Regions from separate parts of the Homo sapiens genome. Here region 1 is linked to region 2. The links are chromatin loops, found by intact Hi-C in ENCODE. Cell type or tissue: B cell. All regions are shown on one strand.

The links. Peaks named below come from ENCODE experiments on the same cell type or tissue, not always from the same donor. Only the 100,000 strongest peaks of a DNase experiment are listed, where the experiment ranks them.
Region 1: it touches region 2 in a loop (7-fold over the local background); 3 of 110 quality-filtered maps call a loop at or near these places.

Annotation. Positions count from the first base shown.
Region 1 is chr6:27,683,775-27,691,774 of GRCh38, reverse strand. TRT-AGT2-2 (tRNA-Thr (anticodon AGT) 2-2) reads left to right here and starts at 7,007; the gene lies at 7,007-7,080. It overlaps TRI-AAT2-1 (tRNA-Ile (anticodon AAT) 2-1), which reads right to left and starts at 3,587; the gene lies at 3,514-3,587. RefSeq lists silencers at 3,341-3,620, 6,985-7,124, an enhancer at 3,781-3,860 and a cis regulatory region at 3,113-4,501. In B cell, a CTCF peak has its summit at 4,147; DNase peaks (open chromatin) are centred at 3,514, 4,144, 6,228 and 7,024; H3K4me3 peaks cover 1,492 bases; H3K27ac peaks cover 1,050 bases.
Region 2 is chr6:28,936,672-28,944,671 of GRCh38, reverse strand. It overlaps TRL-CAA1-2 (tRNA-Leu (anticodon CAA) 1-2), which reads right to left and starts at 3,619; the gene lies at 3,515-3,619. It overlaps TRQ-CTG1-3 (tRNA-Gln (anticodon CTG) 1-3), which reads left to right and starts at 3,000; the gene lies at 3,000-3,071. It overlaps TRL-AAG2-2 (tRNA-Leu (anticodon AAG) 2-2), which reads left to right and starts at 969; the gene lies at 969-1,050. LINC01556 (long intergenic non-protein coding RNA 1556) reads right to left here and starts at 888. Exons shown (of 1, transcript NR_103538.1): 1 at 134-888. It also overlaps TRM-CAT3-1. RefSeq lists enhancers at 2,704-3,273, 3,845-4,414. In B cell, a CTCF peak has its summit at 4,666 (motif pointing right); DNase peaks (open chromatin) are centred at 121, 851, 3,101, 3,591 and 1 weaker place; H3K4me3 peaks cover 4,235 bases; H3K27ac peaks cover 2,725 bases; H3K27me3 peaks cover 391 bases.

The DNA of each region.
Region 1 (8,000 bases), 1.3 Mb after region 2:
TAAATTGGCATAATAATATTTTCATAATTGGGAGGAGGGGTTATGACTTTCCTTCAATGCATGGGGAAAAACCACTTTGCTGCTTGTGGCAGCAGTATTAACTATAGTTGTAAGATTAGACAGCTTAAGGGTAATACCAACACCAGATGTGGTAGAACAGTGCCAATCACAGAGAAAGAGTCAGAGTACCTCTGTAGTTCCTGTCACGTGAGATGTATTTCTGTCCTAAGCCAATTGGATTATTCTTCCTTTTTCCCATTTTTATTTTTTATTTCGCAGCTGAATGATACATTCTAATGCAACATCCTTAACACTTACCAAGTTCTCAATTAAATCTATTCTGCATGATCCCCTCCTGTCTGGTAAATCTGGTAAATCTTCTCTGAGTCCTTTAGCTTCCTGCTCCCGTATGGATTAGTTGCATTCTAGGTTTCTTGAATAGCTGTCATCCTGTGTTTTTCATTTTTGAGCTCCTAGATCAGATTCATCATTTCCTGAGTTCCATGTCTTTCTCTGTCTTCCCCCCTATTTTCCCTGTAGTATATATATTCAGTTTGCGTCTTAAAATGTAGGTCAGCTTTTTGAGTCATGATAGGTTTATAAATGTCTTTATTCCAACTTCACATTTGATGTTACACATAGCTATAGAATTCTGTATTAAAACATTTTTCCTCCAGATTTTGAGGCATTATTTTGTTTTCTCCTAACATTCATTCGAGGTTGCTGATGAGACGTCTGATGCAGAAAGAGTATCTTTCTCTTGCCCACCACCATTACCTCTGAAAGCTGTTAGAATCTGATGTCGTTTGCTTTCAGTCTTATTCCACCGTGAGCAGGTCTATACAAGTCTACTCCTAAAGGCTGAGGAAGCTGAGAGGCCAAAGAAAGAGGCTGACAAATTCAGTTTCTCAGAAAGAAACATTTAATAACAGAAGCCATGTCTTGAGTGGTAGCAAGACAAGATGATGGATCCCCACATTGTCACCAGCCAAACCCAGGGCTTATGAACCACAGGGAATTTGCCTAAGGGCAGGATTTTTTTTTTTCTTTTCTTTTGAGACGGTCTCCTTCTGTCGCCCAGGCTGGAATGGCCAGATCTTGGCTCACTGCAACCTCTGCCTCCCAGGTCAAGCGATTCTCTTTCCTCAGCCTCTGGAGTAGCTGGGACTATAGGCACGCCCCACCATGCCCAACTAATTTTTGTGTTTTTGGTAGAGATGGCATTTCACCATGTTGGCCAGGCAGGTCTCAAACTCTGGACCTCAAGTAATCTGCCCACCTCGGCCTCCCAAAGTGTTGGGATTATAGGCATGACATACCGCGCCTAGCCTAAGGGCAGGATTTGTGTATGGTAAGTATGTGGTTACAATAACACCAAGGTTGTTTTCACCTAATTGCAGGATTTATTGTACCTCAAAGTAGAAATCTTAGAGGCATTCCCAGAACTGGGGTTAATCAGAAGTCAATATGGTGGGTTACCATCCAAGATGGAGTGGCTTTCAGCTGGGCACAGTTGCAGTTGGCCAAGATCATGCCACTGCACTCCAGCCTGGGCAATAGAGCTACAGTGTCTAAAAAAAATCTATATCTATATCTATATATATATATACACACACACACACACACACATATGCACACACACACATATATACATATATAATATTCATGCACACACATATTTTTGTACTCTAGTTTGTTACTTAACATTATTTCCTTCATATCTTTTCACTAGAGACAGCGGATTGCCACACCGAAGAGTGAGAGATCAATAAATGTTTGTTGAAATTATATATAATTTCCTTTGATTATTGTACAGCTTGGGAGCCCATATTCAAACCTCTTTGATGATCATATGGTCTAGGAAAGAAAGTGCTTTGTTCACCTTATAAGAGAAAATTAAGGGTATCGTCTTCACCACCCTCTTTCCTACGATGAAAAAGCCTGTACTTTGTACAGTGGACAAGAAGTATCTATATTCAATTCCTGGCTAGTAGGATCAACTCATTTGAAAATAAGCTGATTTTTTTTTTTTTTCAGATGGAGTCTCGCTCTGTCGCCTAGGCTGGAATGCAGTGGCATGATCTTGGCTCACTGGAGCCTCGGCCTCCCTGGTTCAAGCAATTCTCCTGCCTCAGCCTCCCGAGTAGCTGGGACTACAGGCGCGTGCTGCCACACCCGGTTAATTTTTGTATTTTTAGTAGAGACAGGGTTTCACCATGTTGGCTGGATGGTCTTTATCTCCTGACCTCGTGATCCACCCGCCTAGGCCTCCCAAATAAGCTCTGCTTTTAACAGTGTACAAAGTTGAAAAGTGCAATTTAAAACATCTAAGATACATTAAGAAAAAGTGTAAATGCAGAACAACGAGTAAATAACTAAGCTCTCTTTTGTGTGAAAAAGAAGAAAAAATAATCAATATAAATGCAGTATTTAAATAAAGAAACCCAGTAGGGATATATGAGAAATTAAGGACAGAGTTTACCTATAGTAGGTGGTGGTGAGAATTGAGCTGATGAAGAATAAAAATGGAAGGAAAGGCCAGGCAGCGTGGCTCACGCCTGTAATCCCAGCACTTTGTGAGGCCGAGGTGGGTGGATCGCCTGAGCTTAGGAGTTCGAGACCAGTCTGGCCAACATGGCGAAACCCCGTCTCTACTAAAAATACAAAAATTAGCCAGACATGGTGCTGCACGCCTATAATCCCAGCTACTCGGGAGGCTGAGGCAGGAGAATAGCTTGAACCTGGGAGACAGGGGCTGCAGTGAGCCAAGATCGGCCCACTGCACTCCAGCCTGGGCTACAGAGCAAGACTCTGTCTCAAAAAAAAAAAAAAAAAAAAAAAAAAAAAAAAGAAAGAAAGAAAAGAGAACTTTTTACTATATCTTTTTAAATTGTCTTTAAAATGTTTCTTTGTATAATAATAAGGTGTTATTTATTTTTTAAAAAACTCTTAAATTAGAAAAATATTTTTAAAGGTATGTATCCTGTTCACATTGGAATAAGCGTTCAGAGTATATAAAACAAAGATCTTTGTCATTGTTATCGTTGAAGTTTTTGAAAATTTTTCTTTCTCACTTTATAATCTTGTTTTCTCTTAGACTGAAATGAAGAAAACGGAATGACCCAGCATGAGTGATACAAACGGTGGGTGGTTTTACATGCGTTTTTTTTTTTTTTTTTGGAAGTAATCAAATAATTCAGTATTTTACTCCAAGAAAATTTCCCCGGGGCAGAGGAGGACAAAAATCACAAAAGCCTCCAACCGTAACGTACCTCTGTCACTGTAAGGTGCCTATAGCCCCTTTGTTTTACGGGTAGGATGTGGGTATGCCTTGGAGGCAGCGGAAAGAAACGTCCCCGTTCAAATTAACCGCTGTCGAGTAAGCGAGGGCGCACCAAATTCACAGATCCGTTTTCTCGGGGCAAAGTTAAGCCTGGAGAAACACACAGGTACACGTTTAGATCGATGTCTGGGTTACTATCCATTCTGGTGATAAAAGCCACAGAGAATACTTGGCCAGTACGGGGATCGAACCCGCGACCTTGGCGTTATTAGCACCACGCTCTAACCAACTGAGCTAACCGGCCGGATGACAGGATGCCTTACTTCCACATTATAAGCTACTATCAAACGGCATGCTTTGTGGAAATTTATCTTCGAATAGATAATCACATTCATTCTGTTTCCCAGTTTTCCTTCACCCGGGCTGGGAGTGGCGGAGCTCCACATTGAACACCAAAGAACCCTGCTTCTTACGGGGAAACAGTTTTTCTTAACCTGCTAATTCTGATCCGAGAAGATTCAAGTCAACGTTTCCAATCGGGGCTTCCTTCCTCCTGCCTGGGGCGAATCCGAAGTTGCATCCAAGCTTGAGATCTCGGCCAGCGGATCGGGGAACCGTTGGACCACGGAGCTGTCTCAAGGATGAAAGGACGCGGCTCCCGAGTGATGGTTGCAGAGTCCTCTCTGTTCTTGGAGACCCTTCCAGACAGGTCGGCTCTTCTCGAAGCCTTCGGGATCCGGAAACTGCACCCTCTCCCCGCCTAGCCTCGGGTGGTTCCTCTGTCACTACGACCCTGAAGTCTCAGCGGCGCTTCCCAGGCCTGTGGCTCCGGGCTCAAGAAAGTCACACACTTGCCGCTGCAGTTCCCGTCCCAGGACAGCTAGTGGCGCTCGGGCGCGGACTGCGGTTCGCTGAGACAAAAGGACGGTGGGGACAGCCTCTCTTGAGCATCTGCCCTCACCTCCTCCCTGGACAGAACCAAACCCCCAAAACAATAATAGGGATTACGGAGCCAGCGTGTTTACGAAGTAAGGGCCATTATTTGCGGGGGAGAGAAATCCTATGATCTGAAAAGGGAGGAGGAGGCGAGGCCCGGATTCGACAACTCAGAGGAAGCAGGCGTGAAACATTTGCCCCTGAGAGGTGCCCCGCTTCCAGACGGAGCCTGATGCTCTTGCTGGCAGGTGACAACCCAGGAAGGGGCCACTGGAGCAGCTAATTCATGATTTACTGTCTGTTTTTTGACAAGTTTCTACTTTCCCCCTCTTCCTACCACGACTGTTTCTGTTAGTTAAGGGTAGTAATATTTTCAAAAGTTAATTGGCCTATGTACATTTTAAATGCCCTCCTTATGCCCTCCCCCTCTATTTAGACGTATATGCATACACTTATTTATATATATAAATTGTAAAGTCTTATCTTGGATATGCACTATTAGTATATGTGTTTAATGCTTTATATTCATGTCTTCGCCTTAGAAATGAGAATCATATCCTTTGACTAGACAAATTTGCCATTTATTTTCTAACTTTACATTTCAACTCTTTGAATATGAAAAATTAAAATTAGTTTAACATCATAAATAATAAATCACATTTTCGTGTCCTTCAGCTCCTTTCACTAAAGTTGCACTTTTTTTTTTTTTTTTTTTTTTTTTTTTGAGACGGAGTCTCGCTCTGTCGCCCAGGCTGAAGTGCGGTGGTGCGATCTTGGCCCACTGCAAGCTCCGCCTCCCAGGTTCACGCCATTCTCCTGCCTCAGCCTCCGGAGTAGCTGGGACTACAGGCGCCCGCCACCATGCCCGGCTAATTTTTTGTATTTTTAGTACAGACTGGGTTTCACCGTGTTTGTCAGGATGGTTTCGATTTCCTGACCTCGTGATCCACCCTTCTCGGCCTCCCAAAGTGCTGGGATTACAGGCGTGAGCCACCGTGCCCGGCCCTATTTTATTTTTGTTTATTTAATTAATTTATTTTTTGACAGAGTGTCGCTCTGTTGCCCAGGCTAGATTGCAGTGGTGTGATCTTGGCTCACTGCAAACTCCGCCTCCCGGGTCAAGCGATTTTCGTTCCTCAGCCTCCCGAGTAGCTAGGATTACAAGTGCGAGCCGCCACGCCAGGCTAATTTTTGTATTTTTAGTAGAGACAGTGTTTCATGTTGGCCAGGCTGGTCTTGAACTCCTGATCTCAAGTGATCCGCCCGCCTCGGCCTCCCAAAGTGCCGCGATTACAGGCGTGAGCCACCGTGCCCGGCCTGTACATCTTTTTAATCAACTAGTAGATGTCTTCGTTTGTTTTGTTCTGTAGTGAAAATGCTCAAAGTTTGTGGCACAGATTATTATTATCATTGTTGTTTTACTAGGACACTTGTTATGGTAAATGATTCCTGAAAGACTGGGCCACATTTAGACTTACTTTGACCTCAAGAGACCACCGTAGGCATCAGTCACTTGCTTTTTGTCATCGGTCAGTTCCCTAGGAAACAGACACTGAGATGGCGATTTGTGTGCGGGAAGTTCATTGGGGACGCTCTCAAAATCAGCATCTGTGAGAGGGTGAGGTGAGCAGGACTGAGAAAAGACAGAAGCTGAATTCAATACAGGCGCAACATACGTCCAGCCCATCTCACAGGTGTATATAAATCTGGAATGGTCCTTCACAAATGTCCTTAATTATAGTGGGGAGGCGGGAAGGGCAGACCTATATATTCCTCCATCAACAGTCATGGGATTTGAGCTGCTCCAGTGGTGGGGTGTGACTTGGAGCAAGTGACTTCCCTTCCACTGAAGGTAGGTTCCAGAGTCGGACCCAGACATGAGCCATCAGTAGTTAATATTCCTGTAGTTGAGGAATGAGTGCCACCACCTGGGCGTGGGGGGCCCGGGTGGTGAATCTACACTTGATCTTAGCCAAACGGCCGAGAAGCGATAGGAGGGGGGGATCTGATAGATGCACCACATATCCTCATAGTTCTTTTCCTACAGCAACCACGTGTCAGACATGTGCTAATCTTCCACCAATAACCCCTGCTTCTCCACACTAACAGAGAAGAGAACAGGTGTGGTTAAAACAAAATGACGGTTAATAAAGAGTCAATTCATTTTTCCTTTGAGGTTCAGCAAAAGTCCCTACCTGGCCACCAGAGCCTATAGTGAGTCTAGCGGTATCCATGTTGGAACAACTTTTCTTTTCTTTTATTTTTTTCTTTTTCTTTCTTTTTTTTTTTTTTTTTAGACAGAGTCTCGCTCTTGTCGCCCAGCCTGGAGTGGGAGTGCAGTGGCATGATCTCGGCTCACTGCAACCTCCACCTCCCAGGTTCAAGCGATTCTCTTGCCTCAGCCTCCTGAGTAGCTGGGATTACAGGCGCCCGCCACCACGCCGGCAAATTTTTGTACTTTTAGTAGAGACGGGGTTTCGCCATGTTGGCCAGTCTGTTCTGGAACTCCTGACCTCAGGTGATCCGCCCGCCTCAGCCTCCCAAAATGCTCGGATTACAGGTGTGAGCCACCGCGCCGGGCCGGGACAACTTTTCAAGGGGAAATAGTCATTTCAATCCAGCCTATGAATTAATCCTTTCAAAATAAAATTATTTGGTTTTCACTGAGACCTGAATGTCTATTTTTGTTGTGAAGTCACCTAACAAACTAGTTGCTGGGATTGTTGCAAATTACGGAAGTGTGAAATAGTTTTCAAGTAGTATACGATCGAGGGCTTTCTCGGCTGTGGCTCCGTGGCTTAGCTGGTTAAAGCGCCTGTCTAGTAAACAGGAGATCCTGGGTTCGAATCCCAGCGGGGCCTTGATTTCTGTACCTTACACATTTTGTAATTTCACCCGGTGCAACTGAATTTACACCCAATAAATGCTGTAATACTCAGGCTTTTAAAAGCCTTGCTAGAAAACAGGAGGTACATTAGGCGAGAAGCGGGAAATGCCAACAGTTTCATGGCAAGCATTCCTAATTCATGATAACTTTAAGACACAATATTTGTCCTATTGTAAGGCTAGGTAGCCTAGCATAGCTGAGGTTTGCTCCTTTGTCCTACCGTTCGAGAGCAAGTGATGCAGATTCAACAGCTTTAGAAATAGGCCCTTTTGGCCGGGCGAGGTGGCTGTCGCCTTTAATCCCAGCACTTTGGGAGGCCGAGGCTTGCGGATCACCTGAGGTCAGGAGTTCCAGACCACCCTAGCCAATATGGCAAAACCCCGCCTCTACTAAAAATACAACAGTTAGCCGGGCTTGGTGGCAGGCCCCTATAATCCCAGCCACTCCGGAGATTGAGGCAGGAGAATCGCTTGAACCCGGGAGGCGAAGCTTGCAGTGTGACGAGATGGCGCCACTGCACTCCAGGTTGGGCGACAGAGAGACCCCGTTTCAAAAAAACAGACAAAAAAAAAACCCTGAACGCAACTGGAATACAGATGGCACTCAAAAACTTTTTTACAATAGACCACTAATGGCTTTTCTAATTTTTTTTTTGAGACGGGAGTTTGGTTCTTGTTGCCCAGGCTGGAGTGCAACGGCGCCATCTCGGCTCGCCGCAACCTCCGCCTCCCGGGTTCAAGCGATTCTCCTGCCTCAGCCTCCTGAGTAGCTAGGATTACAGGCATGCGCCACCACGCCTGGCTAATTTTGGGGTTTCTCCATGTTGGTCAGGCTAGTCTCGAACTCCCAACCTCGGTTGATCTGCCCACCTCGGGCTTCCAAAGTGCTGGGATT
Region 2 (8,000 bases):
AGTAAAATGGCAAAACAGACGCCTTGCCCCCTCTGAGGTTCGAACTCAGGACCTTCAGATTATGAGACTGACGCGCTGCCTACTGCGCTAAGGAGGCAACTGTCTCTCCCGCTTAACCAACGGCTCTACCAAGATGATTATGAGGCATTTTAATAAGGTTTTACGTTCTCTGAATTACAGTGTTTCAAAATAAGGCGTAACTATGATTCAATTCACTTCTAAAACACTTTGGATGACAAAACTACGTAGTACAAGGCAGGGGCCAATTCCTAAACCAACCTCGTTCTCCCACAGACCTTCCTAAGGAAACTTTAAGGGCTGCGAAGGCAATTGAGTCTGGACTTTGCGAAAGGCCTTCCTGTACGGGGCCCTGGATTTCTCATCTCATTTCTGGGCCAGGAACGAGGAGTCTTTCCCTCTATGATTAGGGCTTTCGTAGATGTACCGCCTCTGAAACGAAGACAAGACAAATAATAATGAGTTCACTCTTTTCCTCCCTTGTGAAGTTCCGTGGAGACACTCGGTCCCCTGAAGTGGATGAAGGGCGAGGGGAGGAGGTCTCAGGATTTTTCCTCGCTTTTCTTAGAAGCAACAGGCTCAAACCAAACGGTTGGCCTTGCTTACTCCTGAAGTCGAGAGGCTTACTCCCTGGAATCCAAGTGGATGTGGAGCCCATGGCGTCCTCTGGCGCTCTCGGTCTCTTCGACCCCTTTTTACTGTGTTGATGATAAATGGGGCAGGATTCCCCTCCTGCACCACCTGCAGCATCCTGTCCAGGATCCATCTGGGAGCTGAGAAGAAGCAAAGTGTCAGGGATCGGGGGTTCTCGGGCTATGCTGAGAAGCAAGGAATGCTGAAGAAGGGGCCTGAGGGAAGGGCTTATGGTGATGTGGGAATGGGAATGAAAGGACTGGAAAGGGGCGACAGTCACTTGGGTGAAACTGAAAGCGGCGACGCACCCTGTGGGTGGTAGCGTGGCCGAGCGGTCTAAGGCGCTGGATTAAGGCTCCAGTCTCTTCGGGGGCGTGGGTTCGAATCCCACCGCTGCCAGTGTGAGGTATTTTTTTTTTCCCCCTCGTCATTCTGACCCAGTAAAGTTCCATTTTCAAGCCTTGTGTGGGCAGTTCTCACAGCTTCCTAAGTGAGACAGGTTCCTCTTCTGTTTTCCTAGGGGCCACAGATAACACCCATATGTACAGTCCCACAAACGGTGCCCAAATGTTTCTCGATTTAGGGGCTCAGACATCTCGTCCCCTAGTTATTCCCTTCAGTGGCCTTCATGTGTTTTCATTCACTTTGCGAAATTTGTGAACCAACCAAGGGCAATCCTAAGGAAAAAGTACAACCTTCTTAACTCCAGACTCAAGAATAAATAAGCCACGCACGCTCATCTGCCCTATTTTCCATTGTCTTCTCCAAGGGATAAATGTGCTAAGGCTGAAAAAACAAACGAACCAACAAAAGAAACAGTCACCAGACACCTAGAGCCTTTCCCGCTTCACCTATCCTCAGAGAGCAGTTTAAGGTCCTTAGTTGAACACAGTTGAAGAGTTAGCTTTTGAGATTCTGTTATCTTCTTAAACAGTAAACATTTTTTTCTTTTTTTTTTTTAAGAAATAAGGTGGAGGCTCATAGAATAGAAAGAATAACACCTGTTTTAGGGAAGAAGGACTTGATCCGTTATTTACCTGGATCTGGGGTAGTTTAGACCATCTTTTAAGGCTAGGAGACTCGAGGAGATAGAATGGAGAGTTTTTGTGTGCAGGGAGGTGGGTAGATGCTTAGGAGCACTTTACAGTCGCCTAGGCAGAAGTCTTCTAATTTCACTGCTTCCTTCCTCACCTTCCAAAAGATGTATCCAATACATACTAATTGAGCAGATATTTTGTAACAGGCACCTTGCTTGAAAGGATGAATGCCAGCAAATGATTCCAGGGTTCCTTAGCAATTTAGTCTTGAGAGACTAGAGAGGCACATTAAGCATAGTTGACAAATAATTAATATTAAGATTGACTAAAGTAGTAATTTATATCTGAGTATTTCTTCCAGACACGCTACGTATATATGTGGTCTATTTGTTATATGTTGTTCTCACAATTACTAGATAAATAACCATGTTATCTTAATAAAGTTAAGATTTGAAAAAATGAATTACTACATCCAGCACTATAACATCCTAGTTTGGTCATCCATACTAAAGGACACCTATATGTTGGGTCATCTGGACGCTAAGATGTCCACCTGGGAGCTGGGACCTGGAAAGGCAAAAGAAGATAGGAGGAGGAGGAGAAATAATTATTCCCTTTTGAACTTGTAAAATTTAGCCTAGCAAGTGAAGGCAAAAAAGAAGTCTAAAGTCTCCCAAAAGTCTAAGCTGGGCTGTCCCACTGAGTATTCATTCATTCATTCATTCATTCATTCACTCATCCTTTCATTTATGCATTCATGCAACAAGCATTGGTTGAGCTTCTACAAAGTAGCAGACCGTGGGCTATCAAAGACTACTGAGACTCAGCCCTGCACTTAAGGCATTTTGGAGGAATGCGGGAGACAGATTTTAAAAATTTAAGCCCATGGTTACAACTGAGGGGCAGTGCCAAGATACTCGGAGGTTGTTCTAGAGGCATCTGTAGGTATCGTACAATGAATAAATAAGACTGTAGAAAGTAGATAGTATATTTTTTCTTTTCTCTCTTTTCTCCCTTTCAAACCGTGAGACTAAAATTCAATTCACCTTTTCGTGGGCTGGAAACGAAAGAAAATAAAAATCTCCAGGAATAACCATATTCCCAGATCAGTATACTGCCCTGCCCCGAAGGATGGAAAGAAATCTGGGAGAAAGGCGCGGTGGAAACAGTGTGTGAGCCCTACCCCTCCCATCCCTGCGTTTGGCCATCCAAAACAAAAAAACTGCCCCTGCAAAATTACTTTAAATCAATTAGTAAGTAGAAGACAAGAGAGACCCCAGGTGGATCGAGTATCCATTTTTTGTTAAGTAGGGTTCCATGGTGTAATGGTTAGCACTCTGGACTCTGAATCCAGCGATCCGAGTTCAAATCTCGGTGGAACCTTTCATTTCTCTCCTTTTGCCTTGTTTCCGATAACCTTGAGCGTGAACCTTGCTGCTTTCAATTTCAGTTTCATCACTTTTATTTTTGATGGTTTCTGGCCGTGAGGAAAAACATGTAATCTGCGGTCCCAATAACCTATGAGCTCAGGGCCAGTATGTAATGATGGAGTCTGTATACATGTCTTTCTATTCCTACCTAGTCTAGTTTCCTCCCAGTACGCCTCTGGGTGAGTGCTCATGTGGTAAATGAATGCGCCTTTTAACGAACTGACCAAAGCGGGGCAAAACGTGATTCACTACTAAACAGCGAACAAGACTGAAAAGCAAGGGGGCAGACCTCATTGAGAGTGTATCATTTTAGTTAGAATAAAAAAAGTTGAGGTAGAAAGAATGAAAACACAGAAATGGCTGAGAAAGTAGAGTAAAAGGAGAATAAGATAGTTGTGTCAGAAGTGGGATTCGAACCCACGCCTCCATTGGAGACCAGAATCCTCAACACGAGGAAGCCAAGCTTGAGTCTGGCGCCTTAGACCACTCGGCCATCCTGACACCTGGGACACTTACCATCGCAAATTAATATAATCTTCGATTGTAATGAATGCGTAACCAGCGTTAAGTCATTACTACGTTCGCGATTTAATGAAAGAAATGGAAAAGGAAATTCCTACAAGTGAACAAAACGTTCTATTTAAATGGAATCAGGAACCGTGACTCAGCTTGCGAGGCTCTCCTACCAATTCAGGCTAGAATTCAGCGTTTCTCGCCCTTCGCCCCCTTCTTACACTTCCCTGCACGCCCCGGGTACAGGGGCGCGAGCATCCTAACAACCCAGCCGCGACTCTGCCTTGAACAAGAAAGAACACATAGCATGACAAGAAAAAACACATATCCATGACAAGAAAGAACACATAGCACGGGGGCTGTTCCCGAGATGCTGCTTAGCAAACTAATCAAAGAGCTCAGCAGGGAAGAAATGAGCGAGGCAATGTAGACCTGAAGCGAAGCAGGAGAGTTAGCGGAGAGTGGGGGATGAGAGCGGTTCAGGGGTCTTGAACATGAAAAATGACTGTCGATGTGAGTAACAGGAGTTGACTTGGTCAGGAGTTGAAAGAGGGTGAAGTGCAGGGGTGCTAAACCAGAGTAGCATGAAGGAAGTGTCAGCACTGAGCCGAAATCCCCAGATCTCTTCCCTCACCACATTCCCAGAACTAGTCAAACAGGCTCATCTCCCCTCCCCCTACCTCTCCCAGGAGGTTGAAGGAGTATGTCAAGGGAAACTGGGATAAAGTTTTCCAGAGATAAAGAAAGACAGATGAGATATCCAAGTCAATTTACAAGGAAAAAATAAAAATTAAAACAACGACAAACACTGGTATTTGAGGATCTCCCAAAGAAATGGCTGGGTCTCCATAGAATCCCCAAAGACTCTGCAGTCTACAGGCTTGGAGCAGGTCCACAGAGCTTCCAGAATCAGGTGTTTAGTGCCTTACTTAAAATATGTACGACAACCAAGGATAATCAGGTGGTTGTGAAAATATTTCTACAATAAGACAAGGACGAATACAAACAGAAGGGGGCAGGAAGAACCTAAGAGGAAACAAATACAATGCAGGAAGTTGGATTTTTTAAAAATTATAATTAATCCTCGGGAAAGTAAGAGAAGATACTGCACTCATGAAACAAAAAGGAGGGGAGTTCTTAAAATTATTAATAATATTATGATGGCTGGATTTTTAAAAATTTCTTTTTTTTTTTTCTTGAGACGGGGTTTGGCGCTTGTTGCCCAGGCTGGAGTGCAATGATGCAATCTCGGCTCACCACAACCTCTGCCTTCCAGGTTCAAGAGATTCTTCTGCCTCCAGAGTAGCTGGGATTACAGGCATGCGCCACCACGCCCGGCTAATTTTATGTTTTTAGTTAAGACAGGGTTTCTCCATGTTGGTCTGACTGGTCTCGAACTCCCAACCTCAGGTGATCCGCCCGCCTCAGCCTCCCAAAGTGCTGGGATTACAGTTGTGAGCCACTGCGCCTGGCCTAAAATTTCAAAATAAGGTTGTAGAAATCTGGAAAGTTTGGGGTGAATGATGGAAAATAGCAAAGAATTGATAAGAAAATAAAATGGTGTATAATAGAAGATATGCCAACAAACTAACAGGGATTCTAGGAAAAGAGGAGAAAGTGGAATAAAGGAGATAAAGATGTAATATAAGATTATTTTTCAGAACCAAAGACCTTAAGTCTCCAGATTTAAAAGGCCCACCAACTACCCTGCATAGGGTGTGGCAAAGCCCCACAATAAAGCTTGTCATTGTGAAATATCAGATGAATAAAGTGAATATCCTAAATGTTTCCAGAAGGAAAACAAAACTAAAAGATTGCACAGAAAGGATTATGAATTAGAATGTCATCTTTTTTTCTCCACAGCAGCACCAACACCAAAAGCTGAAAGACAATGAGGCAATGCCTTCTAAATCATTTCAATAAAGGAAAATAGTTTCCACAACTAGATTTCTGAACCCAGCCAAACTATCAATCAAATGTGAATGGACATTTGCAGAACATTATCTCCCAAGTACCTTTTCTCAGAAAGCTTCTGGAGAATTGTCCACTAACTAGGGAATTAAACTAAGAAAAAGGAAATATGAAATCCGGTGACTGGGGACCTAACACAGAAGAAAGGTAAAGGAAAAAACTCCGGGGCAACTGCTGAGCTACCAGGCTAGAAGGCAATCAGTCTACGGTGGAATAGAAAAAAGAGGGCTAAACGAGGGTTGTTTCCAATGGGGGAAAATGGAACTGACATACTGCCTCATGCATTTGACGAGAAAATAGTGTCAGAAAGCTGGTTTTGAATTAGGAATAAATATTTAGAAAAGTAAGCAAAGAACAGGAGGCAATTATTAATCCCAGGAAGAACAAAAGGTTGTCAAAGAAGGTAATTATGGTATACCATGGAGCTCAGCTGTGAAAAATATTACAAAGTCATAATGATGAAAACCATAAATATTAATTTATTAATTTAACTAAAAATTATACATATGAGGCTGGGCACGGTGGCTCATGCCTATAATCCCAGCACTTTGGGACGCCGAGGCAGGCGGATTGCCTGAGGTCAGGAGTTCAAGACCACCCTGGCCAACATGGTGAAACCCTGTCTCTATTAAAAATACAAAAAAATAGATGGGCGTGGTGGCGGACCCCTGTATTCCCAAGCTGAGGCGCGAGAATCCCTTGAACCTGTGAGGCAGAGGTTGCAGTGAGCTGAGATGGCGCCACTGCACTCCAGCCTGGGCAACAGAGTGAAACTCCATCTCGTAATAATAATAATAATAACAAATATGAATGTATATTGCCATATTCAAAAATGTATTCAATAAATATATGTTGAATTAAGAAATGTATAAGTAAATAAATATGTCCACAAGAAGAGATTCATGAAGAGTGTAGGCATAAATATAAAGGATTCTTATGGATGTATTCTAATAATAAAATACACTATTGATTAATATATTTTCTTGAGTATTTTCTTTTTATGTCCATCAGTCTCACCTCTCTCTGCTGGGCTAAGGAAAAATTAATCTTTCCTACAAAGCTATCACTAAGACAAAGTAAAAACAGGTCAATGATAATCCCACAGAAACCTTTTAAAGCTGTTAAAACCGCTTCAACATATGAGTTGCTGTAAATGTTATAATTAGTTAAAAAGAACAAGTAGGCCTTGTGTGGTGGCTCACACTTGTAATCCCAGCACTTTGGGAGGCTGAGGTGGGCGGATCACTTGAGGTCAGGAGTTTAAGACCACCCTGGCCAACATGGTGAAACTCCATCTCTACTAAAAATACAAAAAATAGGCCGCGTGCGGTGGCTCATGCCTGTAATCCCAGCACTTTGGGAGGCCAAGGTGCGGGGATCACGAGGGCAAGAGAGCGAGACCATCCTGGCCAACATGGTCAAACCCCGTCTCTATTAAAAATATAAAAATCAGCTGGTCGTGGTGGCGTGGTGGTGGCTGCCCGTAGTCCCAGCTACTCAGGAGGCTGAGGAAAGAGTATTGCTTGGACCGGGGAGGTGGAGGTTGCAATGAGCCGAGATCACGCCATTGCACTCCAGCCTGGGCGACAGAGCCAGACACTGTCTTAAAAAAAAAAAAAATAGCCAGACATGGTGGTGCACACCTGTAGTCCCAGCTACTCAGGAGGCTGAGGCAGGAGGTTGCAGTAAGCCGAGATCATGCCATTGCACTCCAGCCTGGACGGCAGAGGGAGACTCCGTCTAAAAAAAAAACAGAATAAGTAAATCTGGTGAACTGGTTTTCCATTAGTGCAGCTATTTTCTGCTTTTTGGAGATAGTGGTTAAAACGAGGTGAATAGACAGAAATGCATTTACAAATTTATGATATAACTTTTCAATAAAAGGTGCTGGACCAATTAGGAAAAAAACTAAATCTAGACCTTTGCCTCACACCAAACACAAAAATGAATTCATAATGGACCATACACCTAAGTATGACAGGGAAAGTAAAGCTTCTAGAAAGAGGATATGTTAATGAATGTAAGGTACGCAAAGATTTCAAAAACAGGAAAGAGTAACCAAAATGAAAAAAAAAAAAAGTTAAACAGGCACCCACCTGTAGTTCCAGCTACTCAGGAGGCTTGAGGTGGGAGGATCGCTTGAGCCCAGGAAATTGAGGTCGTAGTGCACAATGATAGCCCCTGTGAACAGTCACTGCACTCTAGCCTGGGCAACACAGTGAGAACCCATGTCTATTAAATAAATAAATAAGTGTAAAAATTTTAAAAATAAATCAATAAAGTCGATGAAATAAAATTCATCAAAACTGGAAACTTCTATTCATCAAAAAACATCATTAAGAAAATGAAAAATGGAGGCCGGGCGTGGTGGCTCACGCCTGTAATCCCAGCACTTTGG